Regions from separate parts of the Homo sapiens genome. Here region 1 is linked to region 2. A link is a loop called in an ENCODE intact Hi-C map of the cell type or tissue named here. Cell type or tissue: Caco-2. All regions are shown on one strand. Each heading gives the region's core, and the rest is flanking DNA. Links, peaks and the distances in the headings are about the cores only.

Region 1 (5,495 bases), core at 302-5,301, 67 kb after region 2:
CAATTCATGGAATCATGAAATTAAACTGGAGGGAATATGTGTAACACCTTGTAGATACAGAAAGTATGGCCCATAGAAATTAAGTGACTCCCTCAAGGTGACAGAACAAGAGAGGCGTAAAGCACCACCTAAGATCTAGGTGTCTTTTTTTTCTCTCTTATAGAGGCAGGGTTTTACTATGTTGCCCAGGCTGGTCTTGAATGCCTGGCCTCAAGCAATTCTCCCACCTTGGCCTCCAAAAGTGCTGGGATTACAGATGTGAGTGAGCCATCTTCCCTGTCCAAAATCTAGATGTCCTGATCCCTGGTCTATTCACCTTTACAGTAAATCACACTGCCTCTCATTTTAGTATCACAGGTGTGGTATAAAAAGCTCTGGGTGGGCATGGTGGCTTATGTTTGTAATCCTAACTACTGGGGAGGCTGAGGCAGCAGGATCACTTGCACCCAGATGGAGTTTGTATCCCAAAGCCACACGTAAAATGTGTGTGACCATGGGCAGGCCATTTAATCTCTGTGAGGTTGTCTGCCTTTGCATGGTATCAACCTCCCTGAGCCTTAGTTTCTTCAAATCCAAAATGGGTATAGCACTTATAAACTTGAAATATGGATTGAATTTTTAAAGTATATGCAGAAATTCTCACACAGCCTAGGTAGCAGACAAATGTAATTTGAATGCAGGATGACTTGGCACAATGAGAATATATGTCATCATTGAACCATCACTGTCACAACCACCCCCAACTGGTCTTCCTGCATTTGGTTTTGCGCCTCTCTCTGTTCTGTTTCCAAACATACCCAATGTGTTTTCTTTCCTGCCACCAAAGTAATCTTTCTCAACATAAATTTGGCCATGCCCTCCTAATTTCGTGATTCTTCTCTGGCTTTCAAAATACTACGGAATGAAGTCTAGATTTCTTAATATGGTATATGGTCCTTTGTATGCTGGGCTTTATAATTGTTGAACAACACTTTCCTAGTTTACATTTCAGCAATTCTAAACTCGATAGATCTATGATACACCATATTCTCTCCTTCCTTCATGCTTTTGTATGTGTTGTTTCATCTACATACCTTTCGTTTGTTTTTTTTTTTTTTTTTTTTTTTTTTTAAGACGGAGTCTTGCTCTGTCTCCCAGGCTGGAGTGCAGTGGTGCATCTCGGCTCACTGCAAGCTCTGCCTCCCGAGTTCATGCCATTCTCCTGCCTCAACCTTCTGAGTAGCTGGGACTACAGGCGCCTGCCACCACGCCCAGCTAATTTTTTGTATTTTTAGTAGAGATGGGATTTCACCATGCATACCTTTCATTTCTTAAGATCAGTCTACTGTGTAGCAAAGTATCCCTTGTACCTCCACAGACGAAGATGCTCCTTACCCTGTGTTCCCGTCAAGCTTAAAACAAAAACTCCTTATTCCATATTAGTCTTTAGGCTCATCTCTACACTGTGGGTTTTTTGAGAGCTTGTGACATGTCATTTGATCTGTGTCTTCATTGCCTTCATTTAGTGCCTGGCATGCAATGGGCACACAACAAAACTGAGTCAACAAATAGTCATGCTGGGCGCGTTGGCTCAAGCCTGTAATCCCAGCACTTTGGGAGGTCAAGAGAAGAGGATTGGTTGAGGCCAGGAGTTTGAGACCAACCTGAGCAACATAGCAAGACTCTGACTTTACAAAAAAAGTTAAAAATTAGCTGGGCATGGTGGTGTGTAACTGTGGTCCCAGCTACTTGGGAGGCTGAGGCAGGAGGATCACCTGAGCCCAGGAATTTACGGTTGTAATGAGCTATGATGAGGCCACTGCACTCCAGCCTGGGTGGAGTCCCAAAACAAACAGACAACAACAACAACAACAACAAGAGCAAATAGCCAAGTACTGTGCTAGCTAATATCTAAAGCCAGAAAAATAAATAAACAAGAAAACAAACAATAAATGATGTTTGTTCTCAATGAATTTATGCACTAATAGGGCAAATACGACACAAAGAGATAATAAGAATATAGTTCTATGAATAAAGTTACTACACTGTGCCATGGGTGCCTTGGAGAAGAGACCCCTTATGCTTTAGAGAGGCCAGAGGAGAGGGTCAGGAGGAGGTGAACCACCAGGCCCCTCCCAGCCTTGCCCACGTCTGAATCTGAAGCAGTTCCGCTTGTGCACAAAGCCAAACCCCATTCCCACAGTCAAGGCCCTACACGGACTGACTGGTACACATCTTGCCTAGGACAATTCTTTAAATTTTAGAAAGACCGTTGGATAAATGTATCCTGCTTCCCATAAGCTTTTAGAGAATCATGTAAACGGCCTTCCCTGTTGCTTTATTCTCAGTTTAAAAGCCATTCTGAAGGCTTTAAGAATAGAGCAACTTACTGAGTCACTCAGATTTGCAAACCAAAAGAAGCTCCCTATACAAAAAGAGCTGGCTTTAAAGCAAGTACCTGGGCATCCTCCAATATACCCCAGTCCAGTGAAGGTGAGGTACTTAGCTTAATGGCCTCTCACAGAGCTACTAGCTCACAATAGACTACATTTGAATAAGGAAAGTGTTTTGATGATAAATGTGATAGATTCTCATAAAATTGTTGGAATCTAGAAATCTAGAATTTAGAAAATATGCATTACAGAAGATGAGGAAGTATTTGAATCAGATATAAGGAGCATATCATGAAGGACAGAGGGATTATTTGAACCTTTTGTTTGAGTACTCCTAGAAGGGGCCAGGCATTACCCTTTGACCTTTGACCAGAATCTCTAAATGCAGAAACAGGGAAAAGCTGTCTGTAGTGAGCAGGCACCCCAGTGGGGAGGTGCTTGGTACAGATACAACCTAAAGAAGCCCTGCAAAAATATTGATTGATAGTTGCTTAAAACTGGTAAATGCTATTCTGTGAGTTTTCTTACAACTTTATTCATTTTTTCTGTGGTTAATCTTTTATAACAACTTATACCTCAACCCATTTTTTCACATTTTAATCTTAAAATTATAACATGTTATGGCAACATATTCATTAACAGAAAAAAAGGATCACTGGTATTTTGGCTTTTCATCCTTTGCATGAATTATAGAACATCGTGAATGATGTCTCAAAGCATCTATTCCTAAACTTACGTTAATTACTTTCATGGAAGGATATGGTTTTTTATTGTTTTTTCATATGCTTGATTTTTTAAATTGAAAATGACTCTTCAGAAACAAAAAAACCCAACTAGAAAACTGTTCTTGTTTAGTCATTTGTTTTCATTTGTAATCTGTTTCTTAAAGGAAAAGACATTATTTCCTTTATATATTTGTATATGATATCTAGAACATTATAGGCACTCATATAGATAAAACTAGACCTCCTCTTGCCTAATAAGTAAAATCCCAGGAAAATAAAATTAAATGTTTTTACAAAATGAATTAAATACCTATTAAAACGGTAAGTTCTGTGTTGACATTTTTAAAAATGATTCAGGAATTTTGTTGTTGTTCAATTGCAAATTACTCCAGTTTCCAAATCTTATATTTCAAAGGAGAAAGTGACCTTCTTTAAATAAAAGTCCAATGTGCTAACTGATACCTTCATGAAATATTTACAAAGAAAAAAAGCCATTACATACAAATGTAAACAATAATGTGTGAGTTTAATGATTATTCCTTCAAACTAGGAACACTAGCAGGTAGTCTTGTCTAAATTAGTGTAGACCTAGCCATACAGTGCTGAGGAGACATACAATCAATATTAACCTGTATTCGACCATTCAGAACAATTGCTCACATTGTGCACAGTACAGTGGAAGCTTGGCATTTATCCAACAAAGCCATATTGTTATAGGATACATCTCATTTATCTGCCAAGTCAATCAAATTAACCAGATACTTTGTAACATTTGCACTTCATTCTTATTCTGTGTACTTCCTCTCTCTTAAAGAGGTGTATCTCCTAGATCCTCTGTATCTCTGAATCGTCTCTCCTAGCATTTGGGATCTCCTTCTGCATCTGAGATCAGAATTGATTAAAATATTTAAAAAGAAAGGACAAAAGAAAGAAGAATGAGCTATAGTGCATCAAATTATTAAACAGGATATAGAGAAGCCATTGTTAACTATACAGAAAACTGACCAAATTTTAAATAATAGAACAAAACCCATCAGCTTCTTTCACTGCAACTAAGTTAAAGGGCAAAGAAATGTAGCTATGAAATAATAAAACATAAAGATGATATAGTGGCATTGGCTTGACCCAACAACAGAGCCTCTGAATTATTCAACTCTCGGCCACCTGACAAAATATAAAAAGCATGGGGTTAACCCTATGCAAAGGTTAGATTGAAGATTCTTGTGAATTATAGTCTTTTGATTTGTGAGCTCTTAACTACAAACTTGTCCATTTATTACCCTGCCCTTATCAAGTTTTTTAGATCTCTGTACAAATATAGTAGTGTTCAGCAGGAGTAGCATGACTCAGAAAGAAATCTATTTACCAAGAAAGTGCAGTGACTAAGTTCTAGGAGTTTAAAACGTGTCTTTCTAACTGGGAGTGGGGGATGGGAGGGTGGGAGTTAATTCTTTCATCATTACTGCTTCAGTTAAAAAAGAAAACAAAACAGGTTTGTCTTAAGCAGAAAGGAACATGTTGATATTCTAGGAGTTGTAGAACTACAGCAAGAAAAAAAAATGAACCAAATCGGGTTAGGAACACAAAATCTCTTTCCACCCACCTAACCACCCCTTTTTATCCAAATTTTACATGGGCTTAAGCTCAACTCCTTATACTTAAATTTGACAAATTTATGCTGCCTACTTGAAGGCTTAACTAGTTTGCTTTTATAGCAAACAATGGATGCTATTTTGTTGCCTGTAAAAAATTCATTTCCATATTTATACCTGATTTCTGCAAGAGTTTTCTATTAGTTTCCAGCTATGCTTATAGAGACATTGGAATTTAAAAAAACGATATGGCTGACGTCAAAGAGGTGAAAGAAAATTTGTCGCTTGAACCCAAAGTTGTTTTGCAGCAGGGTACTTGGTTTCTAATCATTTATCAATCAAGTGTTTTCAGATTCTCCATCGATTTATCATTTATATATCTTTAAAATACATATCTAAATCATTTCTTGTATCTATGCATCTATCTATGTCTTAGAAAGTAGGCCAGATACTATTCTACTATAATTAGTGAGCACATCGCTGTTTTACAAGTAAAGAAAATAGAATCCTGATTACGTTAGCATTTAATAAAGGCTTTCTCCAAATAATTTTTGTAATCACAATTGAACTCAAAAATCTTTTCTGTTCAGCCTTGCTTATCTTCCCACCAAAACACACTTGCATTCCAGAATGAAAGTTCTCATAAAATATTTTTCAAGGTAAATTTTTTGTCTGATTTATAAATGTTGGGTATATTTTATTTTTTAAAAGCCTTAAAAATAAATTAGCAATGATTTCAAAGTTCAGACACCTACAAGACGTGTTTTACTCCAGGCCTTCTTAATCACTGGAAACAATAACCAAGG
Region 2 (5,495 bases), core at 258-5,257:
AATTTCTGTTATTTTTAAGCCACTCAGTCTAGAGCAGTTTGTTATATCAGTCCAAAATGATCAAGACGGATACCTACTATTCATTTATTAAGTACCTGCTATGTGCTAGACACTATCCTAGCAGCTGGAGAGACATGGGCCCTGCCCCACTGTAACTTATATTCCAGTGAGGAAAACAGAAAATAAACAACTAAACCTGTAAATAAGGTGATTATAGATCATGATAAATGCCATGAAGGTGATATTAGAGGGCCATGCCCAAGAAAGTATCTGGGGAGGGGATAGTGCTAGCTGAGGTTTGGCTGTAAGAAAAGGTGTCCTGTGGAGCTAACATCTGAATCCAAGTCTGAACCATAAGAAGGAGCCCACTGTAAATGGCTTCAAGTGGAAGAACATTCTAGGAGGGTGGAAGAGCAAGGCCAAAACCCCTGAGGCAGGTGCAGGTTTGGCATGTTCACAGGACAGAAAGCAGGCCAGTGTCACTGGGAGGCAGTGATTAAAGGGTAGAGGAGGAGGGATCAGATCCAATAGAGCCTTGAGGATGAGGCAAGGATTTTAGATTTTCTTCTGGAGCTAGTAAAAGTCACTGGAGAGTCTTGGCAGAGTATTGACATTATCCGGAGCAAAGGACTAGTGAACGCCATACATGTTTTGCAGCCAGTCCTATCTCAGAGTATTCATGTCATTAGTTTCTGTTGAATATATTTTCAAATAAAAATCAAAGCACATGGATTGACAAGTTTACACGTGCTTCTAGGGTGACCAGGACAGAATATTTTAGATTAGAACTGTTTGGGGAAAACCTTGTCTCTAATTGTGCCTAGCTGTATGCATCCTGTCATGGGGCTGGATTCTTGGTTCTATATGATTTATAGCAAGTGTTTCCTAAGTGCTATTGAGTAGCAATTTCAAGGAGTTCCCAGAAGGGGTTGGGAGCAGATAAGGCAGCAGTGCTCATTAGCACAAGTTGTGCTCAGCATGAGCCCCATCTCTGTCACTGGGCCGCAATGAGATGGGTGTAAATGCCCAGCCCTTCCCACCCTCTTCTCACCTTTCCCACTATCACCGTTCCATTTGCACCTCACTGCTTCTCTCCACACCCTATTAGCACTATTCCATTTCCGGATTAATTGGAGGAAAGGTGTTAACAAAATTTCAGCTTTCTTCTCAGTAATAATCTAGGATTTTGATAACACTGATATTTCTCTTGCTTTCCTACCCCTCCCTATCCTCCTTCTTTCTCTCCCTTCTTCTTTCCCTCTCTCCATTCCTCCTTCTCTAGCAGAGGCTCACTCAGAACTCCAGAAAGTCTTATATTAAAAATGTTTAAAATCCCCTGTCATAGAGAAATTTAGTTTCTGAAAAGATCAATAATCAATTTATATGAATCATGAGATGAAGACTTATAAAAGCTTAAAAATATGTTATAAAAAGAGTTGTGATATGTTTTCTAGCCCAAAAACAGCAGGATTGCTACAATACCAGCTGTAACGTGGGAGCCACTTTGCCTTACGTTGTTATTTTATATCCATTGCTTCTTCCCCCAATTTATTGAAGACTTTTTTCATACCAGGCACAGTGCTAGATAACTGAGGGCGATATAAGATGGTAAAGACACACTTCCTGCCCTTTAGAAGTAAACATCCAATGAGGCGACAGGGAGCCCACAAGGGAGCACCGTGCAACAGAGTCTGTAACAAGGATATTAGAGAGGTAACACTGAGGAATGAGTGGGAGAGTAATTCCAACCCAGGCCTTGAGGAGGTCTAATAGAGGGAAAGGGATTTGAGAAAAGACCAGATGACTCCATCTCTAAATGCTTTAAGGCAGGCCCAGGCCTCTTTTCTCCATTAGCACTAAATCCACATTTTGGGTGGTAGAGGGCTGATTCTGGCTCTGTGGTATCAAGAGGTATGTGTTTGGATTTGGATGCAGTTTGCACATGCAGCAGGATTGTGTAGTGATTGTGAGTGGGCACTCTTGGGCCAGGCTGTCTGGATTGCAATCCTGCCTCCGTCACTTACTCTGTAAGTGAATTTTGACAAGTAACTTAACATTTATTTATTTTTTTATTTTTTATTTTTATTTTTTTGAGACTAGAATCTTGCTCTGTCGCCCAGGCTGGAGTGTAGTGGCGCTATCTTGGCTCACTGCAACCTCCACCTCCTGGGTTCAAGCGATTCTCTTGCCTCAGCCTCCCGAGTAGTTGGGACTACAGGCCCACCACGCCTGGCTAATTTTTGTATTTTTAGTACAGACAGGGTTTCACCATATTGGCCAGGCTGGTCTCGAACTCCGGACCTTGTGATCCACCCCCTTCAGCCTCCCAAAGTGCTGGGATTACAGGCGTGAGCCAACGCGCCCAGCCTAACTTAAGATTTCTACTCAGCTTTCTTGACTGTACATGGAGCAACGATATTGCCTACCTAGCAGGGTTACTGTGAGGAGTATGTAAAGCACTTAGAATAGTCCATGAAATCTTAATAAGCACTTAAGATGTTCATGATTGTTAATTCTAGCAAGCCCACTGTCAAAGCAGTATGTGAGAGTCAGCTTTGTTTAGTCCCGAAGGAATGGTGATTTTTTTCATCTTTACTCTTACACAGATATCCCTCCGCCCCCACCAACCCCATCCCGACAAAGGCATAGCCAAATATTTGCTCTCTAGCACTGGAAGGATAAGGAAAGCAACACGAACCAGCAGCTGACACCACCAGACACACTGTGGCTTCTCCCTGTACAGGCAACTACTAAAATCAGGGTCATTCAAGAGAATGCTGATCCATTTGGGAACCAAGCATTGTCTGTAATCCAGGCTGAAATGTAGGTGGGATGGTATTTTCACATGTATGTTAATGCCCTTTTGAGACAATCAAATACAATTTTATTTAATTCCTTCACAGTAGCCTTTAGCTACCATGGTTTCTTGATGGAGATGACAAATTTTATAGTATGATTATTTCTTACATTTTAAAAAAAAATTAAAGGATTGTCCTGCTCAAAATTATGTATTCCTCTGATTGAAAAAGTATTTGTTTCTACTTGAGAAGCATTTACCAAAAAAGAAAAGTATTTGTTAAGTGATTACTATATGGTAGGTGCCATGCTAGGCTTTAAGGACATAAGAGCGAATACAATACAGCCCCTCTATTAAAAGGTTTATAATTACGCAACTACAACACAGCATGCTGAGCTGCTGTGTAAGGACTAAGCGATGTTCCAAGGACACAGAAGAAGAGCGCCTAACCTGGGGCGGTTTCCCAATAAGTCTGTCTAACGTTGGGACCTCTGGCCCAGAGTAGTGTATCAATGCTAAGGGTTCTGTGAACCGTTGTTGAGGAAGGAGGGGTTTCTTTTCCCAGGCTGAGAAGAACCCTGACTCATACCTTCCCCTTGTGTCTCCCTCACTGCTCAATTGCCACCACTACTTGCCCCTCCTCAGAGCCTCACTACCCACCACTATGGCCCCTTAGACAGTTGAAGTAGGGCCCACAGGCCGAGTAGCACATCCCGCTTACAAGACCCAGGAGCAGCCCCTTTCTATCTAGTTCGGCCCTCACTGGCCCTCTCTTGGCTGCTGCTGGCCCTGCCTTCCTGCCTCTGAATCCTCCGTGTGCTCCTAACTCTCTCAGACAAGGACCTGTCCCTTGGCAGGCAGCTGCCACCTCCCTAAGCAAGGTCAGCCCTTTGTTCTCTTCCAGAGAACTAGGCCATCTTTCTTGCTGCCCCACACTGCAGGAACTGTAAGGAAGGGAGAGGGAGCTCCAAGCTAAGCCAAGAGAGTTAGGAGAGGAACATAATAAGTACAAGTTGTTAAAAAACAAAACAAAACAAAAAAAACACACAGTAACAAAAAATAAGTGTAGGGCACTCTGGGAATATAGAGGAGGAGCTGATAATTCTGACACTGTTTCAGAATTCGATTCAGGGCAGTTTTACTTCTAATCACTTGCTCTACTTTCCATGAGATACAGTGGTCAGCTAGGCTGGATGCTTCCATGTCACTTGACAGCAGTGTCCAGGTTTCTACAGAGCAGATATTTCTGTCACTGCTCTGCCGTACTGTGGGTCAATGTGTTTCAGGAGCCTGCCATCCTTTCTTTGATCAATCTCTTTTGTTTCACTCTTATTCTAGTTTAACTAAAAGGCAGTCTTAAACTGCTGGGTAATCTTGTAGAACCAGTCGTGTTATTTCAGAAAGAAAAACGACAACTCTGTGTGTGTGTGTGTGTGTGTGTGTGTGTGTGTGTGTGTGTGTGTGTCAGAGAGAGAGACAGCAAGAGAGAAGAGAAAAGAGAGAGAGAGAACTTTGTGTTGCTGAGGGAAAGGCAAAGAAAGCAAAACTTAAGGGAAAAGGAGATAAGCCCCCAAAATGTTTGGTTTCACTTGACTTTTTTTTTAATTGGGCTTTAGAGGAAAGGGTTCTACCCAAGGATGAGAAATGCACACCCAAAAAAAGGTCTGAAAAAGGATTATGCCCTATGACCTTAATTTTATTAACATTACGCTCTAATCTACCAATAAATTAAGAGATGAGAGGACATTTCAATAAATTATGGTCGTATGAAGTCCATGTCTTTTCCATAGCGGCAACTTTCTACAGGCTAAAAGAGCATTTTAAAATGCTTTCTGTTGGATGCATTTATTGGCAACCCTGCCTTGATATTGATGGATAGAGTGATTTAATTTCCTTCCTCTGCATTCATTCAAATCCTGCCTGGAAGGTGGGAGGAGTTATTTATATAAATGTGAGCTGGGAGGGAGACGGCTCCATGGCTTGCCATCTAATTTCATGCAGAATCCTGGCACCTCTTGCTGCTTCCCCACCATGTGTCTGATACCAGAGACACAAAATTATGAATAAATGAATAATTGGCTGAGCCTCTACAGGGCATGACACATGTTTTTCATGAATATTATAATTATTATTTTTTATTTGAGAGAAAATTAAACCTGAGTTCTGGCATTAATTTCCACTGTCTTCCTCTGGCAGCACAAATTATTTGTTTCTACAAATGCAGAAAAACGTAGCTCTCTGTGGTATGTTTTGCAAGCCTAATCCATTTTCTAGGGAAATCCTTGCTGTCTGCTGTTGTTACCATTCACTTGTATGGATTCCAATTGATAATTCCAGACTGTTCAGGTTTTATACCACTTTCTGTGTTCTCTGTTCTCCATGTTAGGTTAAAGTGTCATATGTTCAATACAGCCTTTCCTTTGCATTTTCTGCAACATCCAACACCATGCCTTGTATACAGTGATGCTCATTAAATGCTTATTAAATAGGTGAGAACTTCCTGGAATGTTAAGGTTGATCTTTCTACCAGCATTTGGAATTCTACACATTAACCACAGAAATCAAACATGTCAACAAATACTTCCCTCACTTAATAAATACATAGGTTTCGGCCGGGCGTGGTGGCTCATGCCTGTAATCCCAGCACTTTGGGAGGCCGAGGCAGGCAGATCATGAGGTCAGGAGATCAAGACCATCC

What was found. Peaks named below come from ENCODE experiments on the same cell type or tissue, not always from the same donor. Only the 100,000 strongest peaks of a DNase experiment are listed, where the experiment ranks them.
Region 1: it touches region 2 in a loop (2.2-fold over the local background); 7 of 110 quality-filtered maps call a loop at or near these places.

Annotation. Positions count from the first base shown.
Region 1 is chr12:70,755,295-70,760,789 of GRCh38, reverse strand. All of the region lies in intron 4 of PTPRR (protein tyrosine phosphatase receptor type R), which reads left to right. All of the region lies in intron 1 of LOC124902960 (a long non-coding RNA gene), which reads right to left. Among named protein-coding and RNA genes, the nearest start is that of PTPRB, 120 kb to the right of the region's middle. RefSeq lists an enhancer at 2,167-2,973. In Caco-2, for the core only: no CTCF peak of the experiment used is centred there; no DNase peak of the experiment used is centred there.
Region 2 is chr12:70,821,876-70,827,370 of GRCh38, reverse strand. The region is part of intron 2 of PTPRR (protein tyrosine phosphatase receptor type R); the gene reads left to right. Among named protein-coding and RNA genes, the nearest start is that of PTPRR, 96 kb to the left of the region's middle. RefSeq lists a silencer at 3,936-4,136. In Caco-2, for the core only: no CTCF peak of the experiment used is centred there; a DNase peak (open chromatin) is centred at 2,670.